Linked DNA regions of Homo sapiens: region 1 is linked to region 2. A link is a contact called in ENCODE Hi-C or POLR2A ChIA-PET data. All regions are on one chromosome and are shown on one strand. Each heading gives the region's core, a stretch centred on a gene start or an enhancer-like site at or near the end of the contact. The rest is flanking DNA. Distances are from core to core; before and after follow the strand shown. Region 1 overlaps GRAP2 (GRB2 related adaptor protein 2). Region 2 holds the start of APOBEC3B (apolipoprotein B mRNA editing enzyme catalytic subunit 3B).

Evidence for each region. A loop is a pair of places that touch in the nucleus more often than their neighbours do. ChIA-PET counts read pairs that join two places held with the same protein, here RNA polymerase II (POLR2A). Pooled maps may share reads with other maps.
Region 1: a pooled map shows a loop between it and region 2 (1.9-fold over the local background). The contact joins the enhancer-like site here to the promoter of APOBEC3B in region 2. A Hi-C loop is called at or near these places in 1 of 50 pooled maps. POLR2A ChIA-PET finds 5 or more read pairs at or near these places in 2 of 52 experiments (GM12878 and activated CD4-positive, alpha-beta T cell).

The regions. Positions count from the first base shown.
Region 1 is chr22:39,914,796-39,921,782 of GRCh38, forward strand. The region is part of intron 1 of GRAP2 (GRB2 related adaptor protein 2); the gene reads left to right. Among named protein-coding and RNA genes, the nearest start is that of GRAP2, 17 kb to the left of the region's middle. RefSeq lists an enhancer at 6,283-6,332. Within about 2 kb of position 5,601, at least 3 of the 41 ENCODE cell types and tissues checked have a DNase peak (open chromatin) inside an H3K27ac peak, as active enhancers do.
Region 2 is chr22:38,981,096-38,987,530 of GRCh38, forward strand. APOBEC3B (apolipoprotein B mRNA editing enzyme catalytic subunit 3B) reads left to right here and starts at 1,252. Exons shown (of 8, transcript NM_004900.5): 1 at 1,252-1,375; 2 at 2,980-3,136; 3 at 4,717-4,996; 4 at 5,203-5,317. The coding sequence starts at 1,359. RefSeq lists silencers at 1,386-1,435, 5,400-5,595 and enhancers at 3,634-4,833, 3,876-4,165.

The sequences.
Region 1 (6,987 bases), core at 4,351-6,850, 940 kb after region 2:
TGTGGGATGCGACAGAACGTACGTACGTCAAATGAAATGAGCATTTCTGCCTTCCCAGATCTTGAAATGGTCTTTTGCCCCACAACCTTATAAAAAAAAATATTCATTTTAGGCCAGGCACGGTGGCTCACACCTGTAATCCCAGCACTCTGGGAGGCTGAGGCAGGTGGATCACTCGAAGTCTGGAGTTGAAGACCAGCCTGGCCAACATGGTGAAACCCCATCTCTACTAAAAATACAAAAATTAGCTGGATGTGGTGGTGGGTGCCTGTAATCCCAGCTACTCAGGAGGCCGAGGTGGGAGAATCACTTGAACCCGGGAGGCAGAGGCTGCAGTGAGCCAAGATCACACCACTACACTCCAGCCTGGGCGACAGAGTCAGACTCCATCTCAAAAAAAAAAAAAAAAAGAAAAGAAAAAAAAGAAATAAATAAATAAAATCATTTTATTCTATCCCCATGTTCTGAAAGCCACCCTTTTTTATTTTTGAGTTGTGTTTCACGGGGCACTGCTCAAGGTAAACACCCAGCCCCACTTGTGGTTGAGCAGGCATTGACCCCACACTGGCTCCCTGCCCTGGAGCCAGCCACCACCCTGTTCCTTGCTCCACCTTCTGCTTTCTGCAGCACACTCTTTCTTCTTTTTCTTCTGCATCACTCTGCATTTCCAAAGCCACAATCGTGTCATCCTCTCGGGACTCTCAGTCTCTGTCTATGCTGGTGCCCTCTCCTTTGTCTCTCCCAGATTGCTGACTTTATTCCAGCTTCTGCTTCTAACACAATAAGACTGCTATTGGAAATGTTTTTCTGACTTCTATAGCTGGCAGTTTCTATAAGCAGAAGTTACTTTCAAAGGAAAGAACTTGTGGAGATGAGCCTGGGGTGTCACAGGGCTGTTACATGGGTCAAATGTAATAACGTGTATCAAAAAGCAATTTGTAAACTGTAACATGCTCTTCAAAAGTAAATTATTACTGTATTATATGACTTTAGGGTTTAAAAAGCAGCTGGATGATATGTAAAAATTCAAGGCTCAGTAGCATCATTGGAAAAGAAAATTAGAAAATGGGGAGGGGCACGGACGCTTCCATCAACAAGCTAGGGGCCTCTCAACATTTTTTCCAGCCAAAGCACACCCATTTAGCTGAGAGCATACACTCTCTTCTGAGGACTGCCTGCTCACCATTCTGGACCTAAGGCCTTCCCTCTTGCTTAAGCTCCCCCATCCCTCTCATCGCCACCTTCCCAAATCCTAGCTGACCCCAAGGGCTAACCCCCAATCCACCCTCCCTTCCCAGCTCTGCCCCAGATTAAGTGAATCTCTTTCTCTCCAGCACTCAGTCTTATGTTAGAATTATTTATGTGGGCATTGATCTTCCTGGATTGACTGTGACCTGCTGAAGGCAGCGGTGGTCCTGGCATCTGCCACAGCCCCCTCCCCCAACAGCACTTCATCACCTCCGTGAACGGAAGTGAATGGAAGGAACAGCTCAATTAGGATGGCAGAGGATCAAGGAGAGAATTCCACGGACCCAAAACATCCTGCAAAAAGGCTTTGTCCCCAGAGGTTGGTCTTCAATTTGGAAAAATTCCTACCTGAGCAACTGTAGGACCCCTCTGAAATGGAACAGGGTCTATTAGACTCATAAAAAGCCTCAGTGATGAGTTGGTTATTATTATTCTCTTTACTTTTCTGTACATTTAAAGTGTTTTATATTTTAAATTGAATGTAAAAAGATCCCATCCTATTTAAAAGTTAGTGAGTTGAATAAGTTTCATTATAACTTGATTTTCTTCCTAAAGGTTTTCCTATAGTTCAAATTATAAAAGTCATTCTTAGATTCCCAGCTTAGTTCCCCCATGAAATCACGAGTTCTTAGACTGTGTTTCACACAATGCCAGGTCACATTGCACCCTTACTGAAAGGAACTTCTTGTGCAGAGTGCGGGGCTCTTGGAGAAAGAAAAGTACCACTTTTTTAGCACATTAAAAACAAATCCTTGAGCTGTTTTATTATTTTAATACTTTACCTTTAGTGGAGCAGAAATGATTTATTTGATGGTTTTGGCAGGTGATTTTTTTTTTCGGAATCTTCTTTAACACTATTAGCCATGTAACTATTGCCAAGTACATAATAAGTACTCAATAATTATTATTATCTTTTAATTAAAATGTGATGCACTTCTAAACTAAAGGTAACTTCAGTCATGTAGAATAGAAAGCAATGGGTGGAGCTTCCAATTGCTTCTCTTTGGTATTCATTAGAAATCATTTTTGAAACTGAGAAGTTGGGGGAAAGATCAGACATTTTTATGGAAACTGCATTGATGACAGCAGAGTGTAATTTTGTTGGTAGTGATTTGATACACAATTATTTGAGGGATTTACTGTGCTCATGGATTAGCGCTGTGTTGTTACTGTAACAGAGGATTGGCGCAGAGCCCTGGCCCAGTGCAAAGCTCTCTAACATCGTTTCTCTTCCTTCATCAGCAGCCCAAAGCCCCCCTCTCTACAACTCCATGCAGCACAGTCCTGGCACAAACCCCTAACCTGAAATTCCAGCCAATTTCACTAACAACACGCCTCTCCCCTTCACCTGCCAGATGCTTCTCGTTCTCAGACACTGCACCCTGAAATTGGGAGCTTTCACTGAGTTAAAAAGGCAAATATAGAATTACCTAGCTGTATCAGTATTTTAAGTGCACTTGTAGACTTAAATGAGAGCTCTTGTACAAAACCACTTGTATTCTTTCTTAAGATATGCTAATTTTTTTCTCTCTTTGATTGAACTGTTGACCTTCTGGATATATGACTAGTTATTACTTCAAGTATGTTTGGAACTATTCTTGCCCTAACTGTTCTAAAATGTAATTAGCATTGAGACATTATTGTAGAAGCACAGCACCTGGGGCTGGGATCTCATTAGATGGCAAAAATTGAGCAGAATTGTGCATGCTCCATGCTCAAAATATCTCTAAGAAAAATTAATGGCATTAGGGGGAAAGTTAAAATTGGTGATTTCGTAGGCCCTTTCTTGCTCACATATTTGATTCGTATAAGGATCCAAACAGAAAGGAGATTGTGGTTCTTCTGTTTAAAAAATGAAGACAACTCTGCTTTCTTAGAACTCTTCTTATGTAATGTGGCTGCTGTCACATCTCTGGGTCAACCAAAACCAAAATAATACATTTTCTGGCTCTAGCTTTTTCCCCCCTCAAGAAATGCATAGCATTTTTAGGCATTATCTGATTTTTCCTTGCAACAACAGATGTTACAGAGAATGAATATTCTGTAAGAGGTAGTTAACAAAGTGTGGAAAAACTGAGGCCCAAAGAGGTACTATAACTCACGGGTTTTTCACGCTCCTCCCTGAACATTCCCGCATCTCTTCTACTGGGGAGGGAGCTCTTTATTTTCTGAATTGAAAACCATTTCATGCCTCCTGCTCAGCTATTTCAGTACTGGCTCCTAAGTTTGGCACCAATCCCAACTGTTATGAAATCGCAGACGAATAATAACGAAGTTCTTCATTGCTGGGATCCCAAAAGGTTATCATTTCGAGTTCATTGCAGGGCACTTTAGACGTCCATATTGGGCCCTAAATGATTGGAACCATCAGGAGAGGGCTTGCCTGACTCTGCCATTCACCTCATTTGTAAGTCTCTGCCGTGTTTCGACACTGAGTTGTGTCTTGTTGTTTAAAAATAACTTCTCATTATAATAACATTTTCCCTTAATTGAAAAAATATTTCTGACCTGAATTTATTATTGTCATAGCTGTGTGAGCAAGCAGAGTCTTGTTTGCCTCTACAATATATTAATAATGTATTAATTAGCTTCCCAGTGCTGCCCAAACAAGGAACAAAAAGGATTTATCTAAATCATGAAAACTGAAGTGAAGCGAACACTTTGGTAATTATATTTTAAGGGCAGTCTCAGCATTTGATAGTGTGGCAAATTTTTGTCCTGCCTTTTGAGAGAAGATAACCAAAAACACCACTCAATTAACAAAACGTTGTTTAGTACCTACTATGCACAAAGTCTGAGAGGTAAAAGAGGTTAAGACAAATAAAATTGTCCAATTTATTTTTATGGCCATAGTTAAAAGGCAATAAAGGCAAGACACTGTGAGTATTTTGATTTAGCTACAATTAGCTGAAATATACTACATCAAATCATATGAAATTGACAATATCTGGGGGCTGGCTGCCGTGACTCATGCCTGTAATCCCAGCACTTTTGGGGCCCAGGATAATCACTTGAGGCCAGGAGTTCAAGGCTACAGTGAGCCAGGGTTGTACCACGGCACTCCAGCCTGGGCCACAGTGTGACCCTGTCTCTAAAGAAATAAAAATAAAAATAAATAGAAGATATTGACAATAGCTGACCCTATTTTTTACCCCAAAAGTGGTGATTTTATATAATTTAATCTAATATTAAGGTATTCTTGTCATACTGTACCAGCTCCTAAACATTATACTTTTCATTTTACTTCTATTTCTAAGCTATCATTATTACAACAACCAAGAGAAGGTAAATACAGGTCAGAGATTTGACTCCTGTTTTTTGTATGTATTTATTTTTGTAGATTCACAAATAACTTATATTTTGCAGTTTTAAGGTTTCTAATTATATTAGACCCTGTTTTTTATTTTATTTAGAGTCATTGTCCTTGCTGCCTGTCCTTCACATGTGACAAGTCAATTCTTCATGCCATTTCCTTCACAATCTTCATGCAAACTCATCATCTCCATTTCCATCTATTCTTCAGAGATGTATGATTGCAGAAAACTCCCCTTTTTTGAAATATTGCTCAATAGAGATTAAATCTAACACCCAGTTTTACCTGTCTATCCTTGAATTACAGGTTACTGAGAAGTCAGAACAGATAGCCATAGAAGTACCCCACTAAATCCATTCTTCTATCTCCTTCAATATTTGACAAATATTTACTAAGCATCTATCTTGAGCAAGCATTGGAGTAAGTCCTCCCATAAATATGAAGTTGTGTAAATAAGGATGCATGCATTCATGTAAATACAAGTTTAATGCTGGATATATATTGTTTTAAGTGCCTGATATGTATTAGTCTATTTATTCCTATCTAAGGGGATAAGTGCCATTGTTGTTTCCATCTTAAAGATGAGGAAACTGAGGCCAGAGAGATTATACGAACTCCTAAAACCCTAACTCTTAACCACAGCATTCAGAATCTATCTGGTTGTAGTGGAGGACCCAATGTCAAAAAAGCAAGTGCTTTTCCCAGACCATGAACACAATGTGTGACAAATTAGCAGTTCTTCCCCTTGCCCTAAGATAGTAAATATCCACCCAGGCCAACTTGTGTCTGTCAGAGAACAAAGAGTGGGCTTGTCACACTGTTTTCTCCCAAGAGGGTCCATCTGCCTCCGCTCCTTTGGTACACGCTAGGGGACACACACTGTCCAGCATATTCTTGCAGAGTCATATCTTACCCCACATCTTATCACAACCCTGCTGAATGTCAGGCACTATCAAGAAAATGTTCACTCATCTTCTTCCCGTTATGCCCAATGTGTGAACTGATAACACATCTAAATTCAAAGAAAATCAACAGACATCACCTCAATCAACCTGAAAAGTCTGGTGACTCATTCCCACCCTTCTCACGGGGCTCCTGCTGGGCTGCCTGGTTCTCCGGAACCAGCCTCCAGGCCTCCTGCAGCCGGGGTGCAGCTCAGTGTTCGAGCCCCCTCTCTGCTGCCCATCAGATGAGTGTTGACTTTCTTTGGCACAGGCATTTGAGTTGCATTTGAATTGCAGAACATGCTGCCCCCATTCTGTGCTGACTGTGACCCCACTTCATGTGCCCCAGAGGCAGGCTAAACAAGCTTGCCTTGGAAAAAATAACAGGGAAGAAGATGCTGACTCTCCAACCCCCAGAGTAAGTTCCGTCACTCTGGAGGTAAAGTCATAATATCTAAATATGGCTCGATTCATGTCAGGTCTTATAAATACACACACACACGTGGATGCTGAAACCGTGCATGCCCTGACAGCCAAAAAAAAAGTCAAAACGACTTACTGTCTCATTAGCAGGACAAGACCTGATAGGCCAGCTCACCAGAATAAAGAATACAAAAAATGGGTATTTAACTTCTCTACACAGACACACACACACACACACACACACACACACACACACACACACACACAATCTGATGTAACGACCTCAAGAGAGCTGGTTGCCCTGGCAATGAAGAATCGTTTGTATATTCAAGGATTTTCTTGTTTAAATTTAAGCTAGCCACTTGAACTTCTCGAGCTTTCTTGAGCTTAGCTTCAGGCCTCCATCCCCAGACAGAGGTCTGACATCTATGTCAGCCTCTAGCAAGGCAGGAAGCTTAGAAGTCGGACCAAAACCTCACAAGCCAGCCAGCCTGGATTTGAATTTCAGCTCTATGGTTTCTCAGCTGTGTGACCTGGGTTAGCTGCTTAACCACCTTGAACCTCTATTTCCTCACCTGTACAATGGGAATAATAAAATTAAAACAAACTTGCATGGGTTCATTATGAAAATTAGATTGATTGATGACATAATACATAGCAAGCATTTAGAGCTGTGCCTGATTCCGAATGTGAGTTATCTGTAATAGTGACTTGAAATGGGTTTACACTGCCTGGCAGGAAACCATTCAATTCCTTTTTGTTTTTGACTTTAATCTTTGAAGCGCTTTCATCTCATTTCTTCTTATTTTGTGTTTGTGGAGAAGGAGGATGTTTAGCCATCCTTGGAGTACAATCTTTTATTAAAAACCATTATTAAGTCTCTTCAAGTTTCTCTTTTGTAGTAAATGATCTAGATTACTTAATGGTTCTGTTTTACATGTTTTAATCATTTATTTGAACCATCTCCAGATGTAGTACACACAGAAATATTGTCTAGGAAAATGTGTTACTGAAATTCCTTATCATCTGTGGTCCATTAGCTCAAATGTTTAAAACCCA
Region 2 (6,435 bases), core at 2-2,501:
ACAGAAAACTTCACCTTCCAGAGGAGCGCCTCTGCCTGGCTGTCCCACCGTCTGGGAAGTAAGGAGCGCCTCTGCCCAGCCCCCGCACCGTCTGGGAAGTGAGGAGCGCCTCTGGACGGCCCCCGCACCGTCTGGGAAGTGAGGAGCGCTTCTGGACGGCTCCCAGCAACCCCCCAGGTGTGAAGTGACAGCCCTGTGTGTGATCTTTCTGCCCTCCCCAAGTTTGCATTTTCGACAATAAAATTTACTTTTAAATTAAAAGATTTATACTGGGGAAGATTTAAAAAAAAAAAAAGAAAGAAAAGAAAACTCACCTTCCAAAAACAACCACTGGGAGTCCGCTTTGTGCAGAGGTTGGACAAGCTTCTGTGCAGGTAGGGGCGCTGCTGCTCCCCCTACCACCCACGCATCCTCCTCCCTGTCTGCATTCCCGTCGTCGTAGCCAGAGGAGTTCAGAGCCTCTACAGAGAGCACAACTTCTCCAGCTGGAACAAACTCCCCTTAAAGGAATCTATTTAGGAAGATTATTTCAATGTACATTCATTCCTCCAAAATATGCTTAGATGGACTTAAATAATCAGAAAGCTGTGTGTGTATGTGTTTCCCGTTTTCTTGGCCCACAAAGAACCCCTTGAGAGGTCCCTGGGCAGTGAGCCTGTTTATAGACACCCTTCTCCCTTCCTTGGTGTCGCAGACATCGCAGTCCCTCTGAGGGGCTGACCTGCCCCCCACCTTCTGGAAGCTGGGAGGTTGGAAGAGGGGACGCATGCCATGGACCCAGCACACAGCTGGGAACTCGAGGCACACCTAAGCCTTCCCTTGTGCTGTGCGGAGTCCACACTTCCTTCCCCACTGGAGTCTCAAAACCTCCCCTCACTCAACAGGGTGGTGCTGCTCAAAGCTCTGGGCACACATTAGGGCTGGGGAGGGGGTGGTGGAGAGGGGGCTCCAGCCTGCCCAACCACCAGGCAACGGGGCACCTGCCCCTCTCTCAGCTGGGTCTGGACCCGCCTCCCAGGCTCAGGCTGCAATGCCTTTCTCTTTCTCTTTGCAATTCCGTTGGGTCCTGCCCAGGACAGATAAAGACAGAGCAGCCTGTCTTTATTGGAGGTTCCTCTGCCAGCGGGAAGGGTCCGGGGAAAACCAGAGCCAGAGCCAGAGCCAGAGAAACATGAAGCACCCCGGGGCCTCCCACACCAATGCCTGAGCAGGAATGGGGAGGGGCCATGACTCATAAGGCCCTGGGAGGTCACTTTAAGGAGGGCTGTCCAACTGCAAGGACGCTGTAAGCAGGAAGTGAAACCACAGAGCTTCAAAAAAAGAGCGGGACAGGGACAAGCGTATCTAAGAGGCTGAACATGAATCCACAGATCAGGTACCGCTGCCCACTCTGCCTGCTGGGCCCCTCCTGCCCCTTCCTGCCTGGTGGTCCTGCTGGGCCTCAACCCTGGCCTCCCCCCGCCCCTGCCCCAGCCCTGGGCTCCCTCCCCTCTGGCTCCCCTGCCACACGAATCCCAGTCAGGCTCTTTGTCCTGCTGTGTGGTCACCCCACTGCTGCTTCTGAATGGGCTGCCTCCCCTACCTGCACCAGCCCAGGCCCCGTGCTGAGACTCTCCCTTAAAGTCATGCCCGGACTGGTGCTCCCCGCCCTGGGAGGGTGCTCCCTCTGTGTGCTTCCTGCCACTCCTGAGCTCAGAAACTGGGAGAATTGAACCAAAGGGTAATTGGAGCAATCAGGCATTTTTGTTCTCAGTGTTTTGATGAAATTTCTGTAAGAATTACTTTGCTTAAATACAAAGTCTTAGGAGAGGGTGCGGGGGTAGGAATGGTCTCTGAAGCACATGATAAATCGTGTCATCCAAGGATGACTCCATGGTGAGCAGATGTCCCCAGACAGGTTCCACTCCAAGGTCACTCTTCATCTTTTAGAACATGACCAGTGGTTGAGCGTGGTGGCTCACACTTGTAATCCCAACACTTTGGGAGGCCAAGGCGGGCGGATCATGAGGTCGGGAGTTTGAGACCAACCTGGCCCATATGGTGAAACCCCGTCTCTACTAAAAAACATACAAAAATTAGCCAGGCATGGTGGCGCATCTCTAGTCCCAGATACTCAGGAGGTTTAGGCAGGAGAATTGCTTGAACCTGGGAGGTGGAGGTTGCAGTGAGCTGAGATCATGCCACTGCACTCCAGCCTGGGCGACAGAGTGAGACTTCATCAAAAAAAAAAAGAAAGAACATGATCAGTAACATGGAATGTGAGAATGTGGGAAAAAAGTGCAATGATGAGGAGAAATGCTCTGATTTTAAAATTTAGTGAAAAGAGAGCCCAGTCCCCAACAGCTTTCTCCTACAGGATCCGTGATGCAGAGGCTGGACAGGGCTGGCCTGGAAAGGGGCCCCTGCTCCATCCGTCCCCAGCTCTGTGGCCTCGGCAGGTTACCCCGCCTCTCTGTGCCTCTGGCATCTCCTCTGTAAGATGGGAATGGCCCCTGCAGGCCTAGGGTAGCCTCACGTGAGCTCACACCCGCTCAGCACTTAGAAGAGTGGCCTGGGCCTCAGAATTCAGTTCTACCATGATTTTAAAATAATGTTAACACGCAGAGTGAAACATCAGGAAGGAATTGAGCTGAAAGGTTAAAAGCTATTTTTTAGGGGTGAAGGGTTTTATTCTCTTTTGCATTCTCCTAATGGGTTGGGGAGTGGGTTGGCAGAAATACTAGGAGGGTGGGGAATGTACCCCTGGAAAGGCCAGAGTTGGACCCGAGCTGGGAGAGATCACCCCAGCCCGCCTGCCAGCATCCCCTCCTCTTCCTCTCCCCTCAGTCTTCCTGCCTGGGAAGGCAGCAGAAATTCTCAGGGCTGTGGAGGGGTCGGGGAGGCCCAGGGCCATCCTGGGAGCTGTGTTCAGTGGACATGAGCCCCGAGGACTCCCGGGAGGGCTCCCTGCATGGGCCGGTTTCTCTCTTGTGCCTTCAGAAATCCGATGGAGCGGATGTATCGAGACACATTCTACGACAACTTTGAAAACGAACCCATCCTCTATGGTCGGAGCTACACTTGGCTGTGCTATGAAGTGAAAATAAAGAGGGGCCGCTCAAATCTCCTTTGGGACACAGGGGTCTTTCGAGGCCAGGTACCACCCAAACTTCAATCGAATCACAGGCAGTGTTGCAGGAATTAGAGGACTGGAGAGACTGATATGGGTGAGACAGGAGGATTTATTTAGGTGCACTGGTTCAGCAGACTCACATCCAAAAAGGCTGAGCCCTTAACAAAGACAGACTGAGGTATTTATAAGCAAACTTACAGAAGCAGAACAAAGGCGATTAATCAAACAGTGACAGGTCACATAATCTATAGCATAACAGATGACTTAGCATAACTTGGGGCCTTCTATAGCTGGTGGCCTTGCAGCTACATCAAAAGGAAAACAGGAACTGGCTAAATACAGACATTTGTAAAATATAGTTATAATGGTTCTGGAAAGGAGAGACAGTAAAGGAATTTGTCTTTTTTTTAAAAAATTTTTTTAAAATTTTCTTCAACCTTGCCCTGGAGGGGTGTGGGGGTGGTGTCTGGAGCCCATTCCTTTGGCCTTGACTTTTCAGGCAGTGTTATAACTGTCGTTGGAGTGAGCTGGCTAGGCAGAGGAAAACTTGTTCTTCTTTTCTTTTTAACCCTTGCTACAGTAGGACCTAAGCAGCTGGAAATGCAGAAAACACAACAATAAGTAAAATGCCCAGCACTGGGCTCTCAATTGTGTATTTTTCCCACATTTCTTTTTTCTCTTTTTTTCCTTTTTTTTTTTTTTTTTTTTTTCCGAGATGGAGTCTCGCTCTGGCACCCAGGTTGGAGTGCAATTGCACAATCTTGGCTCACTACAACCTCCACCTCTCAGGTTCAAGTGATTCTTCGGCCTTAGCCTCCCGAATAGCTGGGATTACAGAAGGCTGCCACCACGCCCAGTTAATTTTTTCTATTTTTAGTTGAGACTGGGTTTCACCATGTTGGCCAGGCTGGGGAATTCCTGACCTCAGGTGAGTCACCTGCCTTGGCCTCCCAAAGTGCTGGGGTTACAAGCATGAGTCACCGCACCTGGCCACTTCCCACAGTTCTGTTTTTTTGTTTTGTTTTGTTTTGGTTTTTTTTTAAGACTGAGTTTCACTCTTTGTTGCCTGGGCTGGAGTGCAATGACTCACTCTCAACTTCCACCTGCCAGGTTCAAGTGATTCTCCTGCCTCAGCCTGTGAGCTGAACAGTCACATGAGGGTGAAGGTTGTTGCCACAAGCTCAGGGGATGCTCCAGACAGAGTGGCCTGGGATGTCGAGTCACAGCTGCTCCATGCCACGGGGACAAGAGGAAGCAGGAGTTTAGTCTGACACACTGCCCTTCCAGATAGAGGGCAAGAGACAGAAAGAGGGGCTGAAGTCACCCTTGAATAACCACAGCAGTGGCACCCACAAAGGTGCAGTCCCCACAGCCTCATAGCCTCTTCTAGGTGCCACCTCTTAAGGCCATTACAATAGCCATTAACACTGAACGTGAGCTTTGGAGCAGACAATCACTCAAACTAAACAGGGGGGATGGAGGAAAGGAGCTTCAATGGCAAGATCCCCTGGGCTCCTGTCCTGGCCCCTCCTCTCCCTGCCCCACCCCTGCACTCCTCCTGCTCCCCCTCTCAGAGCATCCCCTGCCCCCTGCTCCTCTCCCAGGTGTATTTCAAGCCTCAGTACCACGCAGAAATGTGCTTCCTCTCTTGGTTCTGTGGCAACCAGCTGCCTGCTTACAAGTGTTTCCAGATCACCTGGTTTGTATCCTGGACCCCCTGCCCGGACTGTGTGGCGAAGCTGGCCGAATTCCTGTCTGAGCACCCCAATGTCACCCTGACCATCTCTGCCGCCCGCCTCTACTACTACTGGGAAAGAGATTACCGAAGGGCGCTCTGCAGGCTGAGTCAGGCAGGAGCCCGCGTGACGATCATGGACTATGAAGGTGAGAGGTGGAGGGGTCAGGGGAGCGTGAGCGGGAGGAACAGCATGAAAGATGGATGGATCTGCAATGCCATGGCTGGGGGTGTCCCAGGGCAGCCTGCAGGGGTGGGACTGGCACTGACTGCAACTGACAGCCAGGAGACCAGGCCTGGGAGGACAGGCCAGGGTCAGGGGAGAGCCTGACTGCTTCCCGCTTCTTCATCTCAGAATTTGCATACTGCTGGGAAAACTTTGTGTACAATGAAGGTCAGCAATTCATGCCTTGGTACAAATTCGATGAAAATTATGCATTCCTGCACCGCACGCTAAAGGAGATTCTCAGGTGAGGGTCTCCCTCTGGCCTCATCATCTCTCTCCTCTCACCTGCTCATCCTCCTGAGGCCTCCGTTGGCCTGGCCCTCCCGCCCTCCCTCTTGACCCACTGCCTGCCCTCATGGTCACACCACCTTCCCTTAACTCCTGGTGCTCCCTCCACACTGCCTCCTCCCTGCTTTCCTGGGCCCTTCCTGTGAGTAAGAGGCCCCTTCTGCCTCTAAGGCACCTGGGTCTTGGACTAGAGGAACAAACAGCAAGACAGGGTGGCCTGGGACACCAGCCGCTGCCCTTCTGTGACATGGGGACAAGAGGAGGCAAGAGCTCAGCCTTCCAGGGAACAACTCTGGGCAGGAGATGTGGAAGGAAGGAGCTCAGTGTGGGGGCACCCATGGCATCCTGGGGGGACATCTGAGGGCCACCCCCACCCGCTATTCCTCCCTCCAATGGTGGCCTCTGAGTGTGAAGGCATGGGGGAAGGCAGACACCTGCCCCTGACTCTCCCTCACTACCACATAGCTGCTGGGTGGCTGGGGACGGGGGGGGTCCCTGGGATGATTCCTGAGGGCAGGATCCAGGGGTCCCTCCAGATGTCCTCCCATCCAGGTGAGAAAGCAGCATAAAGTGAGGCTTGCACTCAGATGGGCCTGGGAGGTCACTCACAGCGCAGGTGTCTCCTGGAACAAGGGCCCTGGAAGATAGAAATAGAATCCAAACCCAGGACTAACATCAGGGCCAAGACAAGCCTGCCAGGGAGGCTGCACATGAAGCCCCAGATCAGGGACCACTGCCCGCTCTGCCCATGGGGCCTCTGCTGCCCTTTCCTGCCTGGTGGTCCTGCTGGGCCTCAGCCCTGGCCTCCCCCTGTCCCAGCCCCAGCCCTGGGCTCTCTCCCCTCCTGTTCCTCTGCCACCCCCACTCCCAGCCAGGCTCTTTGCCCTGTTGTGTGGTCGCCCCACTGCTGCTTCTGAATGGGCCACCTCCCCCACCTGCCCCAGGCCAGACCCCCTGCTGAGACTCTTCCCTGAAAGTCACCGCTGGGCTGGTGCTCCCTGCCCTGGGAGGGTGCTCCCTGTATATGCTTCCCACCATTCCTGAGCTCTGGAACTGGGAGAATTGAACCAAAGG